5 separate regions of the Homo sapiens genome follow, and all the other regions are linked to region 3. A link is a loop called in an ENCODE intact Hi-C map of the cell type or tissue named here. Cell type or tissue: HCT116. All regions are shown on one strand.

Region 1 (5,000 bases), 68 kb after region 3:
TTGATTTAATAACAAATTCCCATTCTTAGCTTTTGATTCCTTGATAATAAGAGCTATAATTACTGCTGTGAATGTATTTATTGTATTCTCTGTTTAAAGGAAAAATTTAAATAAAAGATTCGATGTAGGGGAATATAAAATTTTAACACCTTCCTTATTTTACAAAGGACATCATTTTCAGATTTTTTTTTTTTTTTTTTTTTGAGACAGGGTCTCACTCTGCTGCACAGGCTGGAGTGCAGTGGTACAATCATAGCTCACTGCAGCCTCCAACTCCTGGGCTCAAGCAATCCTCCCACCTCAGCCTCCCAAATAGCTGGAACTGCAGGTGTGCACCACCACACCCGATTAATTTTTTAATTTTTTGTTGAGACAGGGTCTTTCTGTGTTGCCCAGGGTGGTCTTAAACTTCTGGCCTCCAGCAATCCTCCCACCTGGGCCTCCTAAAGTGCTGGGATTACAGGCATGAACCACTGCACCCAGCCCATTTTCATACTCTTAAAACAAAAGAAAATAATTGCCACACTTGCAACAAAAAAATTGTGATTTCAGGGGGTGGTGGTGAGTATAGCAAAATGGGCATTAGGAAAGGAAACAGTATTTCTTTTAGTGCCCTTATTTAAGGCCAGTTATGTGACCTTAATGTCTTAATTTTCTTTGGCATTTGGTTTCTTTAGTAAAAGAGGAAATTATATTGTCTCCATGTACTAAGCAGATAGGATTGATAGAACAAAAAAATATCTCATGTCTTTTGAGATATTTGGTACATGGAAGATTAAAACTGGTATTACCAAATCATTTTATTATGCTGTCTTATAAAATATTTTACAACATGTATTCATCTATCTAGACAAATGTTGTTAATTCACATTCCTATAGATAGTAAACTATTCCTGGTAGCAAATTAAATAATTTGGGAAAAGCTTGAATTTCCCACCCCCACCCTCCTGCCCTTGTAGGTATCATATAATTCCTGAAATACACAAAGCTGCTTCCAGGGTAACAACATGAAAATTGGTGAAATCGACATGATTTGTCCCTCCTGCTTCTTCCCCTTTTTGTGTGTCCCCTACCATTAGATGCCCAAGGTTTTCCTGCTGACTCCAGTACCTATCACAGTGTGCAGCATCAAACAGCTGTTCATAAACATTTGTTGAATGAATCACCACCCATGATGATCCTGACCCAGCTCTGATACTCTCATATAGCAGTCCTCTTAATTCTTTTCCAAATTTCCCTGGCTTGGTCCTGGTTTCCTCAAATGTTATTTTACACTAAGCAAATACTACTACCACAACTCCTAAAGGAAGGAATACTAGCAAATTTTGGGGAGCTTCTGTATTACTGCTCTGTCTGCACCTAACAGAGATGAGCTTTAACATCTGTAACTTGGGATTGAGACCCATCCCATATAGTTCATTAAGTGTCAGTTCCTCAACCAAAATGAACGGCTATAAGGTTTAACCTAGGGCCTTGGTAGGAATATTATAAGGTGCAAGTGAGTAATAAACATGAAATGTACATACAAGCCATAATATGCTATGCCAATGTGAGTAATCAATTTAATGGTGTGGCCCTTCTCAAAGTAGTACCTACAATAGTGGAACTATTACAGGTGTAAGCCACCATGCCCATCCGGCTAGATATATTTTTGTGCAGGAAGGACCTATGTTTACATGGTACTATCTGCTTTAGAATTGAGGCTGCAGATTCAGTGTTACTTGAACAGAAATGTGTCTAATTCCTTATTCAGCCTGATGTATCTGTCAAAGTACCTGGGGGAAAATGTCTTTAGAAAATTCTATCTAAAGATTATCAAGAAATTGTAAAATATCACAATTACTGGCTTTCTGAATATTTTAGTTGGATGATCTTATTCATCAGTCAATATGGTTGCATGCTTTGCTTCCTGAAAACAGAACAGTTCACTCAAATTATTTTATATTTAAAGTTTACAGAGCATATATTACAAAACAGGCTTTTTTTTTCTTGAGATGACATAAAAGCCCACTCTATCTTGCAGTCAAGGAGAATTCAAATATATTAAAACCATCATATTTTGTAATGATTCCCAAAGACCCACAATGCATTTATCCTATGTTGTTAAAAAGTGTTTCTATTCAAAAAACTTATATTGAAAGCGTCTTGGGTATCATTGCCATAGAAAGAAAACTTATGAATTTCTTTGGCTCCTGCATTTTTAGATTCTCTGTTGACTGTCATTTCTGCACCATTGCTTCTTTTTCCCGTGTTAAATGTAAAGTTGTGATGACTACAGAGTCAAATGATTGACTCTCTTTGTGTCTTTATAAATGAATGTGTACTTATCTCAATGTGAGATTTAAAACAGTGAGGAATTAGTTAACATTTATACATGGTATAAGCTACCTTTTTAAAAAATAGCTCAAAATTTGGGTATTTTAGTATTTAACGTGGTTTGTGTTAAAGTCCCCCACCCCTGCCCTGGGTTTTTAAGTGCTTATAGCATTTGTATTACTAAGCCACATTTAGTTATGCAAAACAAAGAAATATTTTTCTATCCCTATGAACCAATACAAAAGTTTTTTAATTTAGCATGTTTATAAAAATGTAAATGTTTAGTGTAATAAAGGGTAAAGGATTTCTCATTCACAAATGAATTATGATTCTAGGACAAGTTTATTCAATTTTAAAAGCAAAACTTAACAGTCCTTAGGCTGAAGAAGCTGACTGAAGATTTTTATTCAGTGAATAGCTTTTTGATTAAAGTTTTTCCAAGGACTGGAATATAAAAACTTACAACATGAGCTGAGACTGTGATGATGCCTTGATAACCTTTTTTTATTATGAATTTGGCAATAATTTTATAAGCAAGTGCATCTGTGTATAAGCTACTACTGTAGATTTGTTGAAGACATGCTTTTTTATTTTTTAGTCATAGTTCTTGGAGAACGTTGTGATGCTGCAACACAGAGCACATGATAAATGGCTAGACCCAGATTCACATCCTTTGAACTTGTCAGATCACTACCACAAGGCGTGTTGATGGGGAAAATGTGCTAGTCTTTAAGTGCCCTCTGCTGTTTTTCCAGAATTCTGCAGTCACACGCAGCTAGGGGGAATTGGTCTCAAAGTTCTTCATTAAAAGCCTCAATTAAAATAATGTTCAATCAATAGATTAAGGACTAATGTTTTGTTCACGGTGGACTTGTAAAACAGCAGTTTACAACTTCCTGATGATGGGAGTGCAGTGCATCGTCACAGGGAAAGGAGTGAGAGGTCGTTATCTTTGCTGGAGGAGTGCTTGTTCTTTGGCAAGGACACAGCTCTTCAGTAAGATGGTCTTTTCTTGGAGGTTCTCCAATATTCATTAGGATGGGAACTTGCCCAGATTTCTACTGTATAACCTACAGAGTTTGTAAAAATATGTCTTACATCTTTTTTTTAAAAAAAGGTAGATAGGACCATTACTATTTTGCATTATATTTTTAGAAGAAGATCCCTGGGCCACTAGAAGATTTTGGTTCTGTGTCTAAATATGCATCAAAAGGAGATCCCTGCAAGTCAGAAGACTTAATGCAAGCCTGAACTTCTGTGGAGGCTGCCTTAAAATTCTCTAGCAGTAGACAGACTTTGGCTACTGTGTGTCCATTTCCAATTATTGATCTACTGTTGTGCACCTTGACAGTGCAATCAGTTGTTCCTTAGTTATGTAGCATTTTTCTTCTCATCTTTCTCTTTTTGAGATGTTGACTGACCTGAATGTGTGAGCTCAGGTTAACTCTTTTGGCACAAACTAGGAAGTCACTTTTTTTTTTTAAACTCCAGTACTTTTGATCTACTATAACCAAGTAGGTAATTTAGAAGTTACATAATACTTTGAATTTTTTTTCTCCATGCCAATCTCGGTAATTTCTAAGCTGGTCAAGATGAAAAGAAAGCTTTTGTAAGTCCTATTGTAGGAGATTTGCATGGAATAACTAACTAGTTTAAATTGAGCCTCTAAAATCCTGAGCTTCCAAGTTGGGGAGAATTTGCTGAAGTGTCTGCAAGTCCAATGTTGCATTTTATGGAATCTGAAGCACCATCAATTGTAAGAGGCACCACTATTTGATGAATCATAAAGTAAAAGGTTTCAACTGTAATTCTAATACATCTGATTTCAGAAATGTTAAAATGTGAGGGGATAAAGTGCATCCTGGAATCAGTGAAATAATGTTGTTTCCAGGAACAACTGGCCATGCTACTATAATCTTTATTTACCATTCATGATTTAGGACTTAGAATGGAAAAATACATGATTCTCAGCTCATTACTTTTTGCTTTTTATCTTTGTTGTTTTTTGGCTTTTATTTCATTTTGTTTTAATGAAATAAATGAAAAAATCAACATTCTAGTAGGGATAATTCTTCACCCCAGTTTAAATTCCAATCTGGACCCTTGGGACTCAAATATGCTTATTTGGAAATGTCCTTTTTTTCTTGAGTCCTTTTTTTGCTTTTCTTTTCCTTCTCAACTTTCTACCTTAATGAAATGCTGTGTTATTGCTTCTGAAAAAAAGAAAGAGGAAGCCATTTTGACTTAGCTCTGAAAGTAGAATCCTTCAGGCGGGTTTCTTTGGATTAGGTTGAGCAGTTTACTCCTCTAATGAGATGGCCCATGGTGATTTAACTTATCTCTCCTGGTGGCTGCCATAGAACAGACACTGGCTAAACCTTTGTGGTGTCTAATGTTGATGTTGAGGGCTCTTCTTAAATGTGAGAGTGGCACAAACCATTTTATTGGAACTCCTTGTGCCCAAAAGTTTACATTGTTTGTTATCCTAAATAATGGAATTCCATTCCAGGCTCTGTCATGTCATGCATCTAGAGAAGTGATCCATATGCTTTGGCACATTGCAGCATATACCATAATGGAAAACCAATATTCAAAGGGGTCTGTGTTAATAGCAGCTATAGCATAACCTAGAGTGAAAAGAAGAGGTAACTGGAGTAGGTCCCTGTGTAACTGTCCTTGTCATA
Region 2 (5,000 bases), 470 kb before region 3:
TATACACCAGTTAATATTAATAGCTAACATTCATTGAGCGTTTACCGTATGCCAGACACTTTACCTGTGTTAATTCAATTACTTTTCCCAACAATCCTTTGAGTTAGGTTACTACTAACATCTTAATTTATAGATGAGGAAAATGAGGCATAGAGGAGTTAAGAAACTTGCTCATGGTCACACAGTGTCAGTGAAAAGGCTAGGAATTGAACCCAGGTAGCCTGGTTCCTAGCCTAGGCATGTGGTTACCAGGCTGTATGGCCTCTGTAGATGTGAAGGTGGAGCTGCTTGTTTAAGGAGGGGTGGTACCCAAAAGGCCTTGTCCCCTCCTCATCCACACATTTCCCGCTGAGACCCATGGATATAACCTGCCAGCAAGAGGCTCCCTCTGAAACCACTGATTTAGATCAATCATATGATGGAGAAGCCATATCTGTCAGGTTATGCCATAGATTCCAAGGTTGTCCTGTAATGATGAGTAAGCCAGGGAAGGCTTTCTGGGGAGGGAGTGCCCATTTCATGTCATTAACACCCATTCTCTAACCATGTGGGGTGTTTTCTAGCAAAAGCTTCAGCCTTGTGGGGAGGATGCATGGGGGTTGGCAGGACAGCACATGGCTTGGTTTCCAGCCAGGACTCCTTGGTCGGTTTTCTTCAGCACTGAAGTACTCAGGTCCCAGGCCTGAGGGCAGAGGCAGGAGGAGCAAGACTCTCAGCGGACTCCATGTGGTTGATGATTGGCAGGTGGAGATGAGGAGCATGTGGGAAGTCTGCAGGTCCCAGGCAGAAAGTGCACTGCCAGGGCATCAGTGCAGGTCCCGGACATCAGTGCAGCGCCAGAGCATCAGTGCAGGTTCCGGGCAGGGCATCAGTGCAGTGCCAAGGCATCAGTGCAGTGGGTAGGAGGGACAACCCCCTTCACACTGACCGCCCCCCTCAGCTTGCTTTAAAACAGAAGAGGGTGGGATTTTGCCTTGGTGTCGGGAAAGGGCACGGTTATGTGAGGGCTGGTGGACAGGGGAGCAGTAGTTTGATTCTTGTTGGAGGCCACCCCTCCCAGTTCCCCTTACTGAGGGATTGGGGGGTACTAGAAACCCTCTGAGCTTCCAGGTCCTCATTCTAAGCTTCTAGTGTCAGCTTCCAGGGGCCAGTGGAGACCCTGCCTCCTCCAGGGTTCTTTCCTGACCTCCCAGCCCGTAGGGTCCTCGGTCCCTTGGGGCATCACTAGATCCCTCTCTGGTTCTTGCTGGTACTTTTGGCCACAGCTTTACACCCTGCTTTCCCATCCCTAGGTGCTGTTTCCCCCAGGTGGGCATCCAGCCTGTTCCAGGTATTGATTCATCCAGCATTTAGTGAGTGGCTACTCCAGGCGTCAGGCACCAAGAGGGGCCTGCCCCTCAGCAGCTCCCAGTGTGGTGTGTGTGTGTGTGTGTATGTACATGTGTGTATGTCTATATGTATGTGTACATGTATATGTATGCATATATATGAGATGTGTGCATGTGTATACGTGTGCATGTGTGTATGTATATGTGTATATGTGTGTATGTGTATATGGGTGTATGTGTGTGCATATCTTTGTATACATGTGTATATGTGTTTATATCTGTGTGTATGTGTGTATATGTATGTGTATGCATGTATATGCATGTGTGTATAAGTGTATGAATATGTGTGTATAAATGTATGTATATGCATATGTGTATAAATGTGTGTATGTATATGCATATGTGTATATAAATGTGTGTATGTATATGGGTTTATAAGTGTATGTATATATGTGTATGTGTGTATAAACGTGTGTATGTATGTATAAGTGTGTGTATGTATATGTGTATGTGTGTATGTATGTGTATGTGTGTGTATGTATATTTGTATAAATGTGTGTATGTATATGTGTGTGTATGTATATTTGTATAAATGTGTGTATGTATATGTATGTATAAGCATGTATATGTATGTTTATGTATATGTGTGTATATGTGTGTATGTGTGTATATGTGTGTGTGCATGTGTGTGTATATGTGTGTATCTGTGTCAGACTGACAACTGAGCAGGGAGACCAAGTCAATGACTGTGGTTTGGTCTGAGGAGGGCTGAGACACACACAGGCTGAGGGCCCAAACTTACCCTGAAAACTGCGGCCGAGCCCAGTAGCGGCCATCCCAGTAGCAGGTATGGGAGGCTCTTGTTAACGACCCTATCAGTGGTCCGCAAATCCACCAGAAAGGCGTAGCGTCCTTGTTAATTTCAGGCCTCTCAAAAGCAGCCCTGCCCAGCCTGTCCTGGCCCTCTCCCCTGAACATGTCATCCCTAAAATCTTGACCTCCTACACTTAAGGAGGGCCCTCCTTCCCTCCATCAACCCCATGCCCAAAGCAATCCCCTAAATCCACAGCATCCCGAATTCCAGTAACCCTTTAGAGGTTCGCGCATCCCATTACTGTTTTGGCCCTGTCCTGTCCTGCGTGGGCCAGCCAGTGTGATGTTGGTTCCTTAGCAGCCCTGGGGAGAAGCAGAGGGCGGGGGGCGTGGGGAGAGTCGAAGGAGCCATCCTGGATCCGTAGGCCTCCCGTCCGTCCGCGGGTCAGTGCGGCATCGCGGACACCAGGGGGCGCCAGAGCGTCGGGTTTCGCGCGGCTGCCCTTCGCAGTCCAGACGGCGCGGCGCGCGGCGGCCGCCAGGGGTCAGCAGAGCTCAGGGCCGCGGGCGCGAAGCGCGGGGCTCAGGGCTGGGCGGCGGCAGCTGCGTTCCCGGCTCCGAGCGCCGTTCTCTGTTAGGAGGGTAATTTAGAGCAATTACACCGATTATTATTGCTTTTCTAATTAGTGCTTTTCCTACAGAATTAGCCGAGTGTTTATTAGGAGCTGCTTGTTGCCAGCCGCTTAACTGCTTCGCTGCCGGGCGCGGGCGAGGGGAGGGGCGCCGCGTGGGGCTGCCTGGTTATGTGGTTTCGCATAAAAGCACGGATTAAATATTCATTCTCCTTTGTTACATATAGCATTAAATTTTTATCAGCTGTATGTTTTCCCTGAAGTTTTCCCTGCGTGTTAACGTTCAGGCGGACTGCAGAGGAACTCCTGGGCCTTGGCTCGTGGGGAGGACAGATCTGTGATCCTGGAGGCCAGAGGGTTCCCTCTGACATCTGTGACACCGTTAGACTTTTCCCAAGCGTGTGTCCCCGGATCCTTCTAATACCGCTGCGACGGAAGCAGGATGGATGGGGAAACTGAGACCCGCGGTGAGGGGTCTTGCATGACACTCCCAGGGCTGACACAAACCAGATTGTGGGGTCCGGCACGGAGTCTCTACCACTGTCATCTTTGGGACCTTCTAAGTCTTCAGGCCCCTCGGGAACCTCCAGCGTCACCCTGGCCATGCAGTGCCATGTGGGTGGGCCCAAGCCTCCCCTCTCACAGGAACACAGGCTTCAAACTTTTCCCAGCTCTATCCATCTAAGCCCTGCCAGGAGGGGGTCGGATACCTACGGTGCTCCTGGATTCTGCCACCTCCCGTGCGGGTGAACCTTCTGGAGCGCTTGACCCAGAGAAGTGGCTACACTTGGGGCGGGAGGCAGAGGGGAGAGATTTGGGGTTTATTCAGTGCACTCCCCTTTATGGCGAGTTAATTGTTACTTGCTTTGCCTCCAGGAGGCGGGGGACTCTTCTCACTTCACCAGTCCTGGGGAACCCATGTGAGAAAAACTAGAGGCACAAATGCGCCCACAGCAAACCAGAGGGTGTGGTTTGTACTGCCCGGCCTTGGTTCACGGTTCAAAAGGCTTCTTGGAAAACCACTGCCCCGGTGCATTCAAGTGTTTGTTTACAGCTCATTAACTACTTGATGGAAAGGTTGGGGTGGGGGAAATATTGACAGAAAATCAATCAGAAATGAAGATTAACGATCTCCAAAATATTCCTGTGGGTCCATAGGGAAATGGGACTTGAGTTCTAAAACCAGGGTCTCATAAACTGAGATATTGTTTCTCCATTTGCCTTTGCGCAGAGAGAGGTCACCAGGAATCAGGTTGTGACGAGTGGCCACACCTGCAGGGAATTTGAGATGGGCCTCCAAGGGAACCTTTTAGCTGTAAGGCCTGTTCCTCCTGGCCTTTGTTCCTGTCAGCAGGCAGAGAATAGAGAAGAAACTCAGGTTGGTTCACTTCACCACCACCGTGAGACTGGGCAAGCTGGGACCAGGACAGGGTCCCACGGGTGCCTTCGCTGCGTCCCATGCCTCTGTTCCTGTTTTATTAACTGGATGAGATCAGGCTTCCCAGGTGGAGCTGGAAGGGAAAGGCAGGCAGGTATTTTCAAATAAGCCCATGGGAGCTAGAGGTCAAATAACAGCTGGGAGATGCCTCACGCCAAACCCAGGGTGGCTCTGGAATGGCACCGGCCACAGTGGGTCCAATCACAGGGTGGAGAGGAGCCCAGGCTTGGTCCCCGCCCCCCAGTTCTGCTCGCAGGCTTCCGTCTTCATCTTCCCTCTTTCCATGTGACTGCAGTTCAGGCAGGGTACAGTGGTGTTTTAAGCTTCTGCCCCTCACCCTGAACACAGCTGCGTAGGACCCTCCAGAGGCACTCCGGTCTGGGGCAATGTCTCTACTGAGTCCCGCCCCAGGCTGCTTTGGTTGCCTGGGAGAATTCCCAGGTCCCCCTGCTGCATAGGCCTGTTTGGGACCCTGCACTTTTTTGGCAGGGCTGGATTTCCCAGGCTTAGGGGCTGGCTCCCCAGGTGCATCACACTTCAGTGTGCCCCCAAGATCTGGCCACCTCCCCTAGGTACCACCATTTCTGGCTCCCCTCTCTCTGACTGTTGAGGGGCTTTTCTGCTTTCCATCCTGCAGAGATCCTTGAGACTAAGAAGCTGAACAGAGCCTGGCTGCCTGTTTAAAATGGAGAGGAAGAAAACAGCAAGAGAGAACCCCAGCATTTGGATTGCAGTCTTCACCTCTTGCCTCATGGGGATCCACATGGTGAATGTAAACACAGTGCTGAG
Region 3 (5,000 bases):
TAGTTCTCTAGTCAATTAGAAAGAGGAGGGAAAAGATAGAGGCAGACACACTGACAGTAAAAAGAAGTCAGAGCTTCTGGAAAGTGAGCAAGAAAAAAAACTCTAAAAAGCAAAACTCTAAAAAGCAAGTCCAAAGGCCCCAACAGCCTAGCAGTTTGAGGTCATGTATTCCAAGGGAAAATAGATTTGCACACTTCAACATGTCCTGGGTTCTTCATAAAAAAGTAATAAGCCATAATGTCTCACGTGTAATGAGGTAGGAAAGAATGCAACACAACTCTTTTCAAAGTTCATCAATAAAAGTTAAAACCATCATAGCTTCGGAGCTTACAGAGCTAAGACTTCCACTACACAGAAAGTTTATCTCCAGAATAACTCATTTATCTTTTGCCCCTCTTTTCCACTATATTCATATTTTATGTTTCCACCAAAGAGTATGCAGAAGAATCAGGACAAGTTTATAAACTAGGAAGGCGGGTTGCTACACCGAGAAGCTGGCTTCATTCCTTTATAGCCAATGTTGTCTTGGGGCTGACTCGCATAAGCTCAGGAGAGCTGAGTATTCACGTATTAGTCCGTTTTCACACTGCTATAAAGAACTGTTCAAGACTGGGTAATTTTTAAAGAAAAGAGGTTTAATTGACTCACAGTTCTGCATGGTTGGGGAGGCCTCAGGAAACTTACAATCACGGCACAAGGCAAAGGAGAAGCAAGTACCTTCCTCACAAGGCAGCAGGAAAGAGCGAGAACAGGGGAAACCACCACTTATAAAGCCAACAGATCTCGTGAGAACTCATTCACAATCATGAGAACATCGTGGGGGAATCCCCCCCTCCCCGATCCAATCACCTCCCACCAGATACCTCCCCAACACGTGGAGATTATAATTCAGATTACAATTTGAGATGAGATTTGGTTTGGACACAGCCAAACCGTATCAGTTCAATTTTCAGGAATTTCATGAGTGATTGTTAAACATTGCCCTTATTAGACATTAAATTATGTAAGCTTACAAATAAGTTACACTAAAACCAAAAGTAATAAACACTCAAAACTCATCACTTCCTAATCCTTTTAGCAGACCTTGCGGTTGTCCGTGCCCTTGCAGTTACTTATGCCAATTGCATCTGTTTGGTGGAAATGCCTCTGATTGGTGGCCCTCTGCTGCCCTGCTCCCACTACTTCACGTTCAGTGACAGCACTTTGGCAGCTTGAAATTGGCCATATGCTACAAATAAGGCTTGTTTATCCACACCCCACCCCACCCCAGGTGATTGTTAAAGATTTGCCAGCGCACCACTGTTTGTAGTTTTTTCTCAACAACACCTCAGGTTGTTAAGACTTAAAGTGTGGATTCCTGGGTGCGCAGGTGAAAGTTGCTGTGTGCAGAAAAGTGGAAAGGGCAAGGAGAGGTAGGAGATGAACAGGACTTGTTTTCATGACACTGCTGATCAAAACAGGATGTAGCAAAGGAACCAGCCAAAAGCAGTTAGGACTAGGAATTATAATACATTTGCATGCTGTAAAACACTTCCCACCAGCACCATGACAGTTGATGTCATGGCAAAACCCAGAAGTTACCTTACATGGTTTAAAGAGGAAGGAACCATCAGTTCTGGAAATTCCCCACACCTTTTCTAGAAAATCTGTGAATAACCCACCGCTTATTTAGCATATAATTAGGAGCAGCTATAAATAGAGCTAGCCAGCAATGCACAAGTGCTACTCTGCCTATGGGATGGCCCTGCTCTGTCTGTGGAGCAGCCATTTTGCTGTACACTATTGCTCTAAAAACTTGCTTTCTTTAACTGTCAGCTCACTCTTGAATTCCTTCCTGAGCAAAGCTAAGAACCCTCTTGAGCTGAGCCCCAATGTGGGGGTTCACCTGCATCAAAGAGACTGGTTTTCAGAAAGCCTGGGTGCCCATCCTGCTCTCCTTCCAGCTGTGTGACCTCAGGCAACTGTCTTCCTCTCTCTGGGCCTCCATTTTCTCATCTATAAAATGGGAGGACTAGACTAAATGGTCTGTAAGGCCCATTCTGGTTATAACACTATCTGATTCTATGATTCCTCTTTTACTTTCTAGTCAGGCATGGTGGTACTACATTTTGGCCCATGGCAGACTGGAGGAAAGGAGTTCAGATATCCAGCACTTTCTCTTCTTTTTTAAATACTTCCCAAAATAATGTAATAGCAACTGTGGTAAAGCAGTCAAAAGGGACCCAAAACAGGTTGAATCAGAGAATAGAACATGAGATGCCCATTCGCTTTCATTCTTTCTTCTGCCTGCAACTTGCCAGTAGCACCAGTAAGCCATTTCTGAAATTCATTATGTAAATAACAAAAGCCTCAAGAAATCTTTTTATTAGTGCTCCATATTATGATCCAGAGACTTAGAGGGTGGTGCCCTGGAAAATAAAATTGACCTGAAGTTACAAGGCCTGGATTTGGGTCCTGGATGTCCTAATTCACTTTTACTCCTTATGTGAGCTTGAGCAAGTTACTTAACATCTCCAAGACCCAGTTTCCAGTTAAATGTGAATAATTTCTAGTAGAATGGACTAGTGCAGGCTTTGTGGAGAGCCACTGGGTGGCACTTATTCAAATTAAGTGTGCATTTTATGACCCAGCCACCATGCTTTTTAGTCGGCATCCCAGAGAAATTCCCACCCAGGTCCATCAGCAGTCACATTTCACCAGCGGTTCTTGTTTGAAACTATTTGTGTGCAGAGTTGGAGGCCATCATGGTTTCCACTAGGGGGCAAAGATGAGTAAAACATGATCGACAAACACCGTGGAGTATTATGCAGCATTTAAAGGCAATGGAGTAGATACACATAGCAACATGGATCACTTCTAAAAACAGAGCAGAATGAAAAAAGTACAAAACAGAATGAGATTCACAGAATATTACAATTTATGCAAACGAAACTGCATACACACTAAACAAAATATTCACTTTATAAATACGCATACAAATAAGATAAACATTGGACATATTTAGAATGATTGCCTATGTGGAGGAAAAAGTGTGAGTGGGAGATGGCAATAAAAGAGAATGGATCGATTAGTTAATTATTAAAACAAGAGAGGAGCCAAGCAAAAACAATAGATGCCAGTATTCCACGCACTAAGTAGTAGGATTTGCTCATCCTTCTAATCCTAAGTCCAATAAAAATTAATGAAAAGTGGCCAGGAGCAGTGGCTCATGCCTGTAACCCCAGCACTTTGGGAGGCCGAGGCACGTGGATCACCTGAGGTCAGGAGTTCTAGACCAGCCTGGCCAACATGGTGAAACCCTGTCTCTACTAAAAAATTACAAAAACTAGCCAGGCATGGTGGCACTTGCCTGTAATCCCAGCTACTTGGAGGCTGAGGCAGGAGAATCACTTGAACCTGGGAGGTGGAGGTTGCAGTGAGCCCAGATCGCACCACTGCACTCTAGCCTGGGTGACAGAACGAGACTGTGTCTCAAAAAAAAAAAAATTAATGAAAAGTACAATCGTACCTTACCTACCCCACACAGTTATGGTGAGGGTCAAATGGATAATGTATGTGAAAATTATCTGTGCACCATAAAATGTTATTCAGATATGTTATTATCTTTATGTTTACAGCACAGCTGGGAAAAGGTCAAGAGAGACTGCAGAGAATATTTAAGAAATGTGGCAAGATGCCTTGTCTTTTTGTCTTGATAAGTTTAACAGGGAAGTTTAAATGTCCCTTAATCAGATATGCCTCTGTAAAATAGAAATCTTTAAATAAAAATTATGGCCATCCTCGATTCTTCTTCTGAGTAACATATTTGTGGTAGATGCTGTCAGTTGCCTAGCCACAGCCATTCTCCCTGCTTGCCAGGAGTACAGCACCCCACAGTTGTTCAGGTGGCAACATGTCTCTATCCTCAGAGGATCAAATGTGATTGGTCCAAGACAGGCATGGTAACACCATTTCTAATGGCCAGTGGTTGTTTTAGATGGGAGCATGTGACCCAGTTCTGGTAAGAGATGTAAGGGGAAGTTTGCTTGGAGGAGCCTCTCCTGGAAGAATGGTTTTTTTCCTGTTAAAAAAAGGAGACAGAGATAAGAATGAAGGCTTCCATTTCTTCCTACCTTAATCCATAGTATGTAAGGATTTTCTATTTAGAACTGAGGCAGCTACTTGTGACCATGAGGCAGTAAGTTTAAGAATTAAAAGACAACAAGCTAGGGTCACATAGAAAGAGCCTGGTTCCTGGATGGCACCACTGAGCCCCAACACCAAAGCTAAAACAGTCCAGCTCTTGGTTATGTGAGCTCGTTAAATGTCTTTATTACTCTAGACATTGTTACTTGCAGCCGCACACATCTTAGCAGATATGACATGTAACCCGGCATTCCCTTGAAAGATCTCTTTTCTTGTGTATATCCTGCAGGAAAGATCATCCCCTTACTAGTTTGTGATTTCCCCAAACGTATCTGAAAGACTGTCAAGGAGCAGAAAACTGTGTTTAAAGTAGGTGGGACCTGTCCATATTTTGAGTGAGCCAAGGAAACCGGCATAGGTGAAGTAATCCAGGCATCTGTTTAGGATATCAAGGATTCTGAAAAGGTACCACACACCAAATTTCACCTCTGAAGCCAGTGGTAGTGAGAAGTTTCTGGTAAGGAGTGGTCAAAACCAAATGTGTGGGCTGGAGAGAAGACTTGACATAAAATACCAGAATGGCTATGTGTGGCTTGTGTGTGTGTTGTCCCACTGGACCAAGGGTAAAATTAAGGGGGTCAATTTTAGCTTGATACCTCTAATTAGAGTTGCCCTACCCTCAGGACAGTTTACATTGTACTGCTATGAGCTTCTAGGCCCTGGATGTGTCCAAATCAAAGCATACCTCCATTGAGTAGCAAGTCTCTAAAGTCCCATCTAAGCTCCAAATTCTAAAATTACGTATTCCTCTGGATGAAATGCAAATTATCTTCAGGGTCATAATTTAGTGAATACAGGGGAGAGCAGAGGCCTTT
Region 4 (5,000 bases), 180 kb after region 3:
CAGCAGGCACACAGGCTGCATATGGGGTTTTGGAAGTGGAAGAAGGTTAAGTGTATTTGCTGTGAGGGATGGCAGGACTGCACTTATTCTGAATGAATTCAGGAACGGGCAGTAAGCAGAAAGGACCTAAATGTATTGTCATGAAGCCTGCTATCCAGAGGAGCATTTCCCCTGCCCCTTTACCCAGTCACTTTTGGGTATACATACAGCACCAACTTTCCCACTGCAGCAAATTCACAACAGCAGTTGAGATTTTATAAAATTAGAAATGATGGTAGTGGCCACAAGCAAATGGACTAGCAGCTACAAGAAATGTCAGCTGATGTCAGTTCTGACAAGAAGAACCCCCGCCAAACCATAAAGTAGACATCGGAACTTAGGCCTTACATCAGTCTTGGGCCATTCAAAGTAGAGTCATCTATGTCAGTGGTCCCCAGGCTTTTTGGCACCAGGGACCGGTTTCATGGAAGACAGTTTTTCCACGGAGTGGGCCTGGATAGGGGGCGGGGGATGGATGCTTTTGGGATGAAACTGTTCATCTCAGATCATCAGGCATTACTTAGATTCTCATAAGAGCGCATAACCTAGATCCCTCGCATGCACAGTTCACAATGGAGTTCACGCTCCTATGAGAATCTAATGCTTTCGCTGATCTGACAGGAGGTGGAGCTCAGGCAGTAATGCTCACCTGCCTCTTAGCTGCTGTGCAAACCAGTTCTAACAAGCCACGGACGGGTACTACGGGTCCATGGCCCAGGGACTGGGGACTCTCTATATCACTGGTGCTGCATGGTGTAGTGCCTGATGCTTATGAAGAAGTTTAAGCATGTACTGAGATGAAATCTTTTTTATTTTCAATTTGTTAAATAAGGTATATTTTCAATTTGACATTTTCCATGAAATGATGTTTAAAGAGGCATTTGAGAATAATCTCAAAATAATCGATACCGAAAAAAATGCTTTGGTTTTGTTTAAAAGGGTAAAATCCTTTGGGATACTTAGCTATCCAAAGTGTCTCTTTCTGGAGGTTTTTCCTCTTGAAGAGTCTGTCTGCAGGGATGATGAAGACAAGGCAAGGAAGAGAAAAGAAGGTGATTTCCCATAGGTAAGTTCTAGTGGGGGAAAAGAAGTGGCATTACTTAGTAGAAGCCTTCAAAATTTATCAAGGGTTGAAAGTAGATGCCTCGGATTGTGGGTTTCTGAGAGAGATGCGTCTAGTTGTTTATAACCCCTTAAGGAGAGGGGGAAGAGCCTAAGAGCAGGGAAGACTTGGGATGAATGTTCTCGAAGCTTAGGTGCCCCATCCTAAGCTTTGGATCTGATGAGAAGCTGCGGCAATGGAAAGAGAAGGGCAGAGCACACCGGATGTGAGGTGTGAAGAGTGAAAAGATGTTATTGGGGGCCAGAACCCAAAACAATCAGACTGGCAGCTGATGGTGATGGTGTGCTAGTCACCCTGGCTATTAGCTCTAGCATCAGAATGCTCAGTGACATTTCTGAGTGGGGCTTAGTTTGGGAGGGGTTTGCTGCTGACAAAGCTGGATGGAGTCAGAATTAGGGGGAGCTGATGAGATTCAGAATATTGTCCGGAATGAGAAACAGACTGCATTGCCTTCCCTGCTTCCGTCCTCCTTCACCCTGGGACTGTCAGCTGGGCAGTGCCTGTCAAGCTTAGCTTCTACTTGGCTGCCCCAACTCAGGGTCATCCTGTGTGTGGCCAACACAACTTTTCTAAGTACATCTTTTTCTTAAAAAGTTTACAAATGAGTAACATTACAGAAAATTGTTCATTAAAATTTTATGGAGTCTAATTGTCAGAAAAATCTCCATTGTATGACCCAATAGCACATATATGTATGTAACTGAAACTCTCAATATTTTGCTGACATCGATAATGGTAAGTTAATAAATATATCTCAGCTATCCAAAACAATACAGTGGCTCAAGTTAATCCAGTCTTCAAAAATAATTTTCTCTTTTCCATTCCAATCATTTTGTTCTCCCACGGACATTAATAAACTAGGAGGTCTTTGTGGTTGCCTTTGTGGCCAGGTCAGGGTAAATGTGGTTTCAGACAGACTCGAACTCTCTTTGCCAGTCTGAGTATCTCTGAGCCAGATTCTTTGCGGAGGGCTTGGTGTGAGTTAGCACATCCAGAAAGTCGGCAGTGGTTACTATATCCAACTGGATCCTGGGTAAGTCGCTGCTTTCTAGGATAAGAACACAACAGTAACAGCACAACAATCGACCTCTTGGTGATCAATGCTCTTGAAACGCTAATAGACCTTCTTTCAAAATAATGCATAATGCAGCATTCTTAATTGTTAATGCAGCAAAAGGCAAGACTAAAGAGGGCTGGGGAAAAATTCTTTAACGTGCAACTGAGTTAGCCCCTAAGGCCCAGACAAAAAAATGTGACCTAAATGTATCGTTACCAGGTATTATTTAATATTTATATAGTGCCTCAAATGGATCCAGCCCAACATCAGAGTGTGCCAGAGAAATAAAAGCCTGAGCCCTAAGGAGTTTATCATCTGCAAGCAAAGTCGATCCAAATCAGAACACCCACGGAGGAATGAGTTGAGTGAGGGATGATTTGACCAAAAAACGCATTGCCAAGTGTAAAGCGGCACCAAGAACAGGCGCCAGGCTCCATCTGCTGGTGAGAGGGATTTTTACACAAATTCCTGGAACACCTTCATGGTGATCCAACCCATACCTGACTGGTGATTTTCAAGTGCATCAAAGATCTTCCTCACGGGCCGCATGGCTGCTTCCCTGCAGACGAGCTTAATATCTGAGCCTGAGTAGCCCTCAGTCTCCTGAAACAGCCAAAAAACCAGCCATTGGTCAGTGGGCAGAATGCTCCTGGCCATTACGTTGTTATAGGCAGGACCCAGTATCAGAAGCCCTGTGTAGATTCTGTATCTGTCACCCATGAACATCCTAAAAAGATTCCCAGATAAACAGTGCTTGAGGAAGAGACCCTGCTAGCATGTTGGGATAACCTAAGCAGCTGGGCTAGAATGGCTTTCTAACACCATCGAAATATGCTGTAAGATGCCAGTGAAGGATCAGAACACCCAAGTTAGCCTATCAGGGCCCCTGTGCTCAAATCCAAGGATGGTCAAATTTGGTAGGCACGTTTATTCTTGTAAATAAGATCATACCTGCCATTTAGGAACCTCAGAGAACATTGTGTTCAAATGTTCACCAAAAGCAGGCAACATTTCTGCAACACCCTGGGAATGGACACCAGTGATAATGGGCATAATAGACATGTACCTGGAGTTTTTCTGTTATGTAATCATCACAGTCATTCTTTGTGGCTCATCTGCTACCCATTTTACAGATGAAGAAACAGGCTCAAAGAGTAAGTGACTTCTCCGAGGTCACACAGCTAACAAGCAGCAGGGCCAGGATTTGACCATAGGTTCTCTGAGTCTAAACCCTATGCTGTTTCCACTGCCTCACATTGTTTCTCCTTCTCTGAATATTTTTAAGTGAAAAGGAGCTTATTCTTCGTGAAGATGCCCATTGCATTACGGGGGCAGCTTGGATCTTATTCTAAGTGTCTCAAGCTTCTATCAGCTCATGGTAAGACCTGGTCTACAAGATGGCCATATGGTGGGCCCTTGACCTACATGTGCCCCTCTCCAGGGCAGCTGACCTGGCTCAGCACACTGTACTCCAGCTCTGTGTGCAGCTCCAAGGCCCTGCTCTTGCTCACAGGAGGCAGCCAGTGGTAGATCATGGCCTGCCTGGCCTCCCGGCTGGGGAGATCGACCAGAATCCTCTTCTCCAGGCGGCGTAACATGGCACAGTCCAGCTCCCTGAAATCACACCAGAAATGGAGCTGGACAGGGCTGCAAACACACTTCCTGAACAACAACTGTACTTTAAGAACAATTTAGCATTGCAGGAAGCAATTCTGCATTTTAACTGTCACTCTACATCTATGCCTTGAGTGGATGGGACAATTAATATTATTTGGAGAAAGAATTGGTGAGAAAGAGAACTGAGGGAGGGAAGGAAGGGAAGAGAGGAAAGCAGAAAGGAAGGAGAAGAAAGAGAAGGAAGGAAGGATGAATGGAAGAAAAGGAAAAGAGCACATTCTCAGAACTAATGAAAAGGAAGTAATTTTATGCGACTTAATTTGGGGTACAAAAACCAACTAACAACCAGCAATCATGAGTATTCTGATTGCAGTTGTAACATGAATTATTCAGTCCGATCTTGCCAGTGAGTAAATTATTGCTGACAATAAGTTGGGCACTCTAAGTACATTAATTCTTCCAAAATTCTCAGTCCTTCTGGAGTGAATGACCCCTCACTTCATTACATTGGTGAACTTAGCACCAGTGGCCCTTCCTGGGTGCCCAGTGCAAATAACCGCCCTTTCAGACACTCACTTTTACTCCTCCCAAAACTGTCAGGCCAAGTTTATGTGATTTTGCATCCATAGGCCATTTCCTTAAACTTCTTGATATGGTTTGGCTCTGTGTCCCCACCCAAATCTCATCTTGAATTGTAATCGCATAATTCCCACGTGTTGTGGGAGGGACCCAGTAGGAGATAATTTGAATCGTGAGCAGTTTCCACCACGCATGCTGTTCTCATGGTAGTGAATAAGTCTCACAAGGTCTGATGGTTTTATCAGGGGTTTCCGCTTCTTGCGTCTTCCTCATTTTCTCTTGCTGCCACCATATAAGAAGTGTCTTTTGCCCCCCGCCATGATTCTGAGGCTCCCCATCCATGTGAAACTGTAAGTCCAGTTAATTTTTTTTTCTTCCCAGTCTTGGATATGTCTTCACCAGCAGCATGAAAATGGACTAGTACACTTTTTTTTTTTTTGAGACGGAGTCTTGCTCTGTCGCCAGGCTGGAGTGCAATGGCTTTCAAGCTAATATAAAAGTAGAATAAAACAATTGAACATCTATATACATACCATCTTGATTCAACATCAGTATTCTTCTATATCTGCTTCATATCTCTCTATC
Region 5 (5,000 bases), 230 kb after region 3:
ACAGAATAAAAAGAAGAAATTAACTGAGGTGAAAAGAATAATGGCTAACAGGCATTACAAGTCTAAAGGGATGCAATACAAAAAGTAAGCCTATATATAGCACATTAGATGAAAACTAGTATGTGCATAGGAGGTTTGCCTATAAAGAGCCCCATATTTGTTAAGTATATTTAACTATTATCTTTCAAAGCAGTTGCCTTTGAAAGTTACATACTTATTCTGGTGATGTCACCGTTGTTAAGGATGTTTTTGGAAGTGCTTAAAAGTCAAATAAGTAAATCAACCAAGAAACATCTTGTGATTTGTCTTTACTCATTTGCAGCCTAAAATGGGTATCTGCCCAAACTTGGTTACCTCTTTATTCACAGGTATTCATTTTAGGTAACATTTGGCAAAATGATAAAACCCAAATTCAACCCAAATTTGCCATCATTGAAGTAATTCACATTAACAAGTCTCGAGCACTGAAGGAAATTCCAAAGATCTACCAATCAAGATCATCAAAGAACTTTCATATAAGATAACATCCACTTGGAATGTATTATTTGTTTCTGGTAATTTTTTAATCAGTCACACATTGCACTTCAGAGTGTTTCTGTATAAAAGTAGTACCTTGATCTTTGTTCCTTACTGTCATTTTTAACTTGTTCAGTTGTAAAACTGTCCAATATAAGTGGCCTTAGCACTGGAAGCAAGGGCTGTGTCTCAAAATCCTCTGAAAGAAGAAAGACTCTCCAGGTCTTAAATTTTAGTTCTTAACTTCTTTTAAAACCAACAATTTTCTCCTGAAAAGTGTGCACATGTGCAAATTAGCATACAATTTCAGGAGCTCATCCAAGGACCCCAGATTCAGATTTCTGCTGCAGGTTAGAGTTCTTTCTGTTTCATTTGAATCTAGATCCAGGAAAGTAGAAAGAGAAAACTTTCTTTTTTAGTAGCCCTCCTCTTCTCTCTCTTTCTTTCTTTCTTTCAGACAAGGTCTCCTTATGATGCCCAGGCTGCTTTCAAACTCCTGGCCTCAAGCAATTGATTCCCTTCTTGGCCTCCAAAGTGTTGGGATTACAGGTGTGAGCCACTATGCCTAGCCTGAACTTTCTTAAAAGAAGATGCCATGATTATTTTCAATGACCTTGAAATGTATGTATCTCTCCTAAGCTAATTTTAAAGAAGCTGCAAACCACAGTCAGTTGACTCTAGCCAATCACCTTCTATACTTTTTCATGTCTCACCATGCTTCTATACTATGTCTTAATCCTCATTTTACAGAGAGAAAAACTAAATCAGTTTTTTATTAATAACTTTAGTATGGAGTAATACATATTCACTTAAGAAAAAACTAGAAAATACTGGTAAATCAAAAGAAAATTCTGCCCCTCAGAGAAAATGACTAACATTTCCTCTGTTTTTACAAACTTTTTTTAACCTTTTTTTTTTTTCTTTTTAGAGACAGGGCCTTGTTCTGTCACCTAAGCTGGAGTGGCACAATCTTGGCTCACTGCAGCCTGGAACTCCTGGGCTCAAACAATCCTCCCACCTCAGCCTTTCAAGTAGCTTGGACTACAGGCGTGCACCACCACGCCCAGCTATTTATTTTATTTTATTTTTTGTAGAGATGCGGTCTTGCTGTGCTGCCCAGGCTGGTCCCGAACGTCTGGTCTCAAGTGAGCTGAGCTTGAATGAGGTTTGAATTCGATGTGGTTGGCAGGAGGAGCCGCTAGAGATTCTTAACCAACAGAGCGACAGGACGGGACTTTAGGAGTAGTGTGCAATACTGGGCCATAATAACAAGACACAAGAGAGAGACGCAGAGGCTACTAAAATTACCCAAGCCCGAGAAGATGGATATGGAGGACTATTAATAGAAGAACCAGCATCCATGACCCTCCATTGTCTGCTGTCACCAATTCTCACTCACACATTCAAACTCTGGTCTTCTTGTTTACTTAATTGTTCCACTTAGGCTGTGCCCCTTCTTCCTCTGTGCCTCTGCCAGGAATGGCCTTACATCACATCGGTCTATTCATATTCTATACATCTTTTAAGTCCAGCTCACGTCACCCTCTCTACAAAGCTTTCCCTGATTGTTTATTTTAATCCACAGTAATCTATCCTCTGCTGAATTTGTAGAACTTCGTTAAGGCAGATCTCTTTTATTGACACTCATATGTCCTTAAAAATACCTATAGTTCATTTTCGTTTTGACAGTCCACTCATTTGTCCCTTTCCCAGCAGGTTTCGGAAAATGATCAGTTCTAGTAGAACTTTCATTGATTCACGATACAAAGAGCCATCTCGTGGCAGAAAGGAAAAATGCATGCTTTGTAAGCAGCAAACTACTTGGCCTTAACAACTACATCTGACTTTTATTTTTATCTTTTTGTTTTTACAGTTCTTCTTTCTGATACAATTTCTGGAACAAAAAATACATTGTAATAAAAAATCAGGGATAATTTGTGAAAATGGCATTGTCTTCGTTTCTAATTATTCTACCCATCTACATTCTAGTAAGTTCCTCAATGGCTATGCAAATAACATTTACTGAGATTCTGTTACTATGTTCACAGTGCTGGGACCTGGCATGGTGAGTTTAAGTTTTATAAGAGTCAACTTATCTAGGAAGACAGCATTCTCAAAGTTATCTGTGGAAAACTCGTCTCTAAAGATGGTCTGAGAAAAAAAAAAGAGTTCCTTAGGCCAGGCATGGTGGTTCATGCCAGTAATCTCAGCACTCTGGAAGCCAAGGTGGGTGGATCGCTTGAGCCCAGGAGTCCCAGACCAGCCTGGGCAACAGATAAATCTCATCTCTACCAAAAAACAAAACAAAACAACGAAACAAAAAGTAGCCATGGCGGCACGCACCTGCAGTTGAGCTAATTGGGAGGCTGAGGTGGGAGGATTGCATGAGACCACAAGTTCAAGGCCAGCTATGTCTACATAGCGAGATTCCATCTTTACCAAAAATAAATGAATAAGGAAATAAATAAATAAACAAACAGTGTCGTGGCATACACCTGTAGTTTCAGCTACACAGGAGGTTGAAGTGAGAGGATCACTTGAACCCAGGAATTTGAGGCTGCAGTGAGCCATGATTGGGCAACTGCACTCCAGCCTGGATGATAGGTGAGACCCTGTCTCCAAAACAACAACCACAATAACAAAACCCTGGAAAAGCTTTGGCCAAATTGATTTGCAAAACCTTGAATACTGTGACTTTAGTATGATATTCTCATTGCACATAGTAAATCAGATGGTCTGAGAAGTCCTGAAATGAGGGACCTAGTTTAATTTAACCCAATATCTGCCAAGCTTACCTGACCACAAAACTCTTTAACACCTATTAATATTCTGTATAACTACTGCTCCAAGTGCTGCACACACTCAGAAAAGCACCTTGAGGTATTTTAACTCAGGGTTCTTTGGATAGAGCTGAGATTCCATCAAAAGATGATGTAAAATGGGCCAAGCCCACATTCCAGTTTCTTTAAGTCCTTTGCTGAACCAAGTTGGGTATTAAGAGAATAAAACCCAAATCCTATCAATAATAGAAGTATAAGTGTAATTGTCAGGCATGATTCTAAGCATGTTACATATTTAATCCTCGTAATAATGGCATCTACCTGATACTTAGCTATACCCCATTACTCCATTCTACAGACAAGGGAACTGAAGCATAAAGAGAATAAGTAACTTGTCCAAGATCACAGATTAGCAAAGGGAAGAGCAGACATTTGAAAGAAAATAGTCTGGGCTGGGCGCGGTGGCTCACGCCTGTAATCCCAGCACTTTGGGAGGCCGAGGCGGGTGGATCACGAGGGCAGGAGATCGAGACCACGGTGAAACCCCGTCTCTACTAAAAATACAAAACAATTAGCCGGGCTTGGTGGCGGGTGCCTGTAGTCCCAGCTACTCGGGAGGCTGAGGCAGGAGAATGGCCTGAACCCAGGAGGCGGAGCTTGCAGTGAGCCGAGATCGCGCCATTGCACTCCAGGCTGGGCGAGAGAGTGAGACTCCGTCTCAAAAAAAAAAAAAAAAAAAAAAAAGAGTCTGGCTTCTAAGTTTATACGCATATCCTGGAAGCCGTCCCTATGACAACAAGCCCCACAGCCCTGTCATAGATTGAACACTTAGCACTTTCTCATATGCTACCCTTGGGGTTACTTTACTTAAGTGCCTGGTGAATAGAGCAGAGCAGCCCACTACCCACATGCAGACTGTCTGGCTTGTCAATTTCAGGAATGCTCTTATAGCCCAGATGGAGAAACAGAGGCACAGAAAGACCAAAGTCAGCCCTGCCCTGCTCCGGGGCTCAATTCCACCCCACTGCTATGTGGAGATACAGAGTTTGAGCCTAAGCTGAGAAGTGACTGATGGCCTGCCTGTCTGCTAACCATGGGACGGGGGCACTCATTTCCTTCTAGGGGGCAATAGGTTTATTGAAAGCAGTGGTTGCTGGCATGGGTAAGAGAAACAATGGGAACTCTCAGTTCGTTGTCAACTGCCTCCTGCCCTCCTCACCTTTTTCCTTTGTACCTCTCCAGGACGAGGGTCACTGGAGTCTCAAAACCGACTTTTAGTTCCAGTAGCTCCCTTATTTAATGGAGGAAAAGATGCTTATCAGACTTTTTGGGAAAATATCAAAAATTGATTGGTTTTTCTTGCTCTAACTCCAGATTTCTCCATCTTGGCACTGTTGACATTCAAAGTCAGATAATTATTTGTTATGGGGGCTGTCCTGTGCGTCAGATGGCATTTGGCAGTATCCTTGGCCTATACCCACTAGATGCCAGTGTGACAGCCAAAAAGACCTCTAAGCAGTGCCAAATATCTCCCAAGGAACAAAATCATCCTAATTGAGAACCACTGCTCTAACTCAAAAGTTTTAAAGCCCTAATCTCAGTGACTGGGAGGTTGAGGCAGGAGGATCACTTGAAGCTAGTAGTTCAAGACCAGCCTGAGCAACAGCAAGATCCTGTCTCTAAAAACAATTTAAATATTAGCTG

What was found. Peaks named below come from ENCODE experiments on the same cell type or tissue, not always from the same donor. Only the 100,000 strongest peaks of a DNase experiment are listed, where the experiment ranks them.
Region 1: it touches region 3 in a loop (8-fold over the local background); 9 of 110 quality-filtered maps call a loop at or near these places.
Region 2: a loop joins it to region 3, with 3.0 times the contacts of the local background. A loop is called at or near these places in 6 of 110 quality-filtered maps.
Region 4: a loop joins it to region 3, with 13 times the contacts of the local background. A loop is called at or near these places in 16 of 110 quality-filtered maps.
Region 5: a loop joins it to region 3, with 7 times the contacts of the local background. A loop is called at or near these places in 4 of 110 quality-filtered maps.

Annotation. Positions count from the first base shown.
Region 1 is chr18:47,213,793-47,218,792 of GRCh38, reverse strand. The region is part of intron 7 of SKOR2 (SKI family transcriptional corepressor 2); the gene reads left to right. Among named protein-coding and RNA genes, the nearest start is that of SKOR2, 35 kb to the left of the region's middle. In HCT116, a CTCF peak has its summit at 3,065 (motif pointing left); a DNase peak (open chromatin) is centred at 3,032; H3K27me3 peaks cover 4,680 bases.
Region 2 is chr18:47,746,964-47,751,963 of GRCh38, reverse strand. No RefSeq gene overlaps it. Among named protein-coding and RNA genes, the nearest start is that of SMAD2, 180 kb to the left of the region's middle. RefSeq lists a silencer at 2,598-2,777. In HCT116, CTCF peaks have their summits at 2,449 and 2,649 (motif pointing right); a DNase peak (open chromatin) is centred at 2,623.
Region 3 is chr18:47,281,446-47,286,445 of GRCh38, reverse strand. It overlaps MIR4527HG (MIR4527 host gene), which reads right to left and starts at 722. Exons shown (of 3, transcript NR_147192.1): 1 at 685-722. LOC124904295 (a long non-coding RNA gene) reads right to left here. Exons shown (of 3, transcript XR_007066359.1): 3 at 2,414-4,060. In HCT116, a CTCF peak has its summit at 2,742 (motif pointing right); a DNase peak (open chromatin) is centred at 2,735; H3K27me3 peaks cover 2,084 bases.
Region 4 is chr18:47,098,076-47,103,075 of GRCh38, reverse strand. It overlaps KATNAL2 (katanin catalytic subunit A1 like 2), which reads right to left. Exons shown (of 18, transcript NM_001387690.1): 16 at 3,671-3,833; 17 at 2,720-2,822; 18 at 833-2,210. The coding sequence ends at 2,071. It overlaps LOC105372098 (a long non-coding RNA gene), which reads left to right and starts at 4,841. Exons shown (of 4, transcript XR_935432.3): 1 at 4,841-5,000. RefSeq lists silencers at 2,580-2,689, 2,525-2,737. In HCT116, CTCF peaks have their summits at 2,469 and 2,668 (motif pointing left); a DNase peak (open chromatin) is centred at 2,665.
Region 5 is chr18:47,047,869-47,052,868 of GRCh38, reverse strand. The region is part of intron 4 of KATNAL2 (katanin catalytic subunit A1 like 2); the gene reads right to left. Among named protein-coding and RNA genes, the nearest start is that of ELOA2, 15 kb to the right of the region's middle. In HCT116, CTCF peaks have their summits at 2,094 and 2,293 (motif pointing left); a DNase peak (open chromatin) is centred at 2,268; H3K27me3 peaks cover 2,541 bases.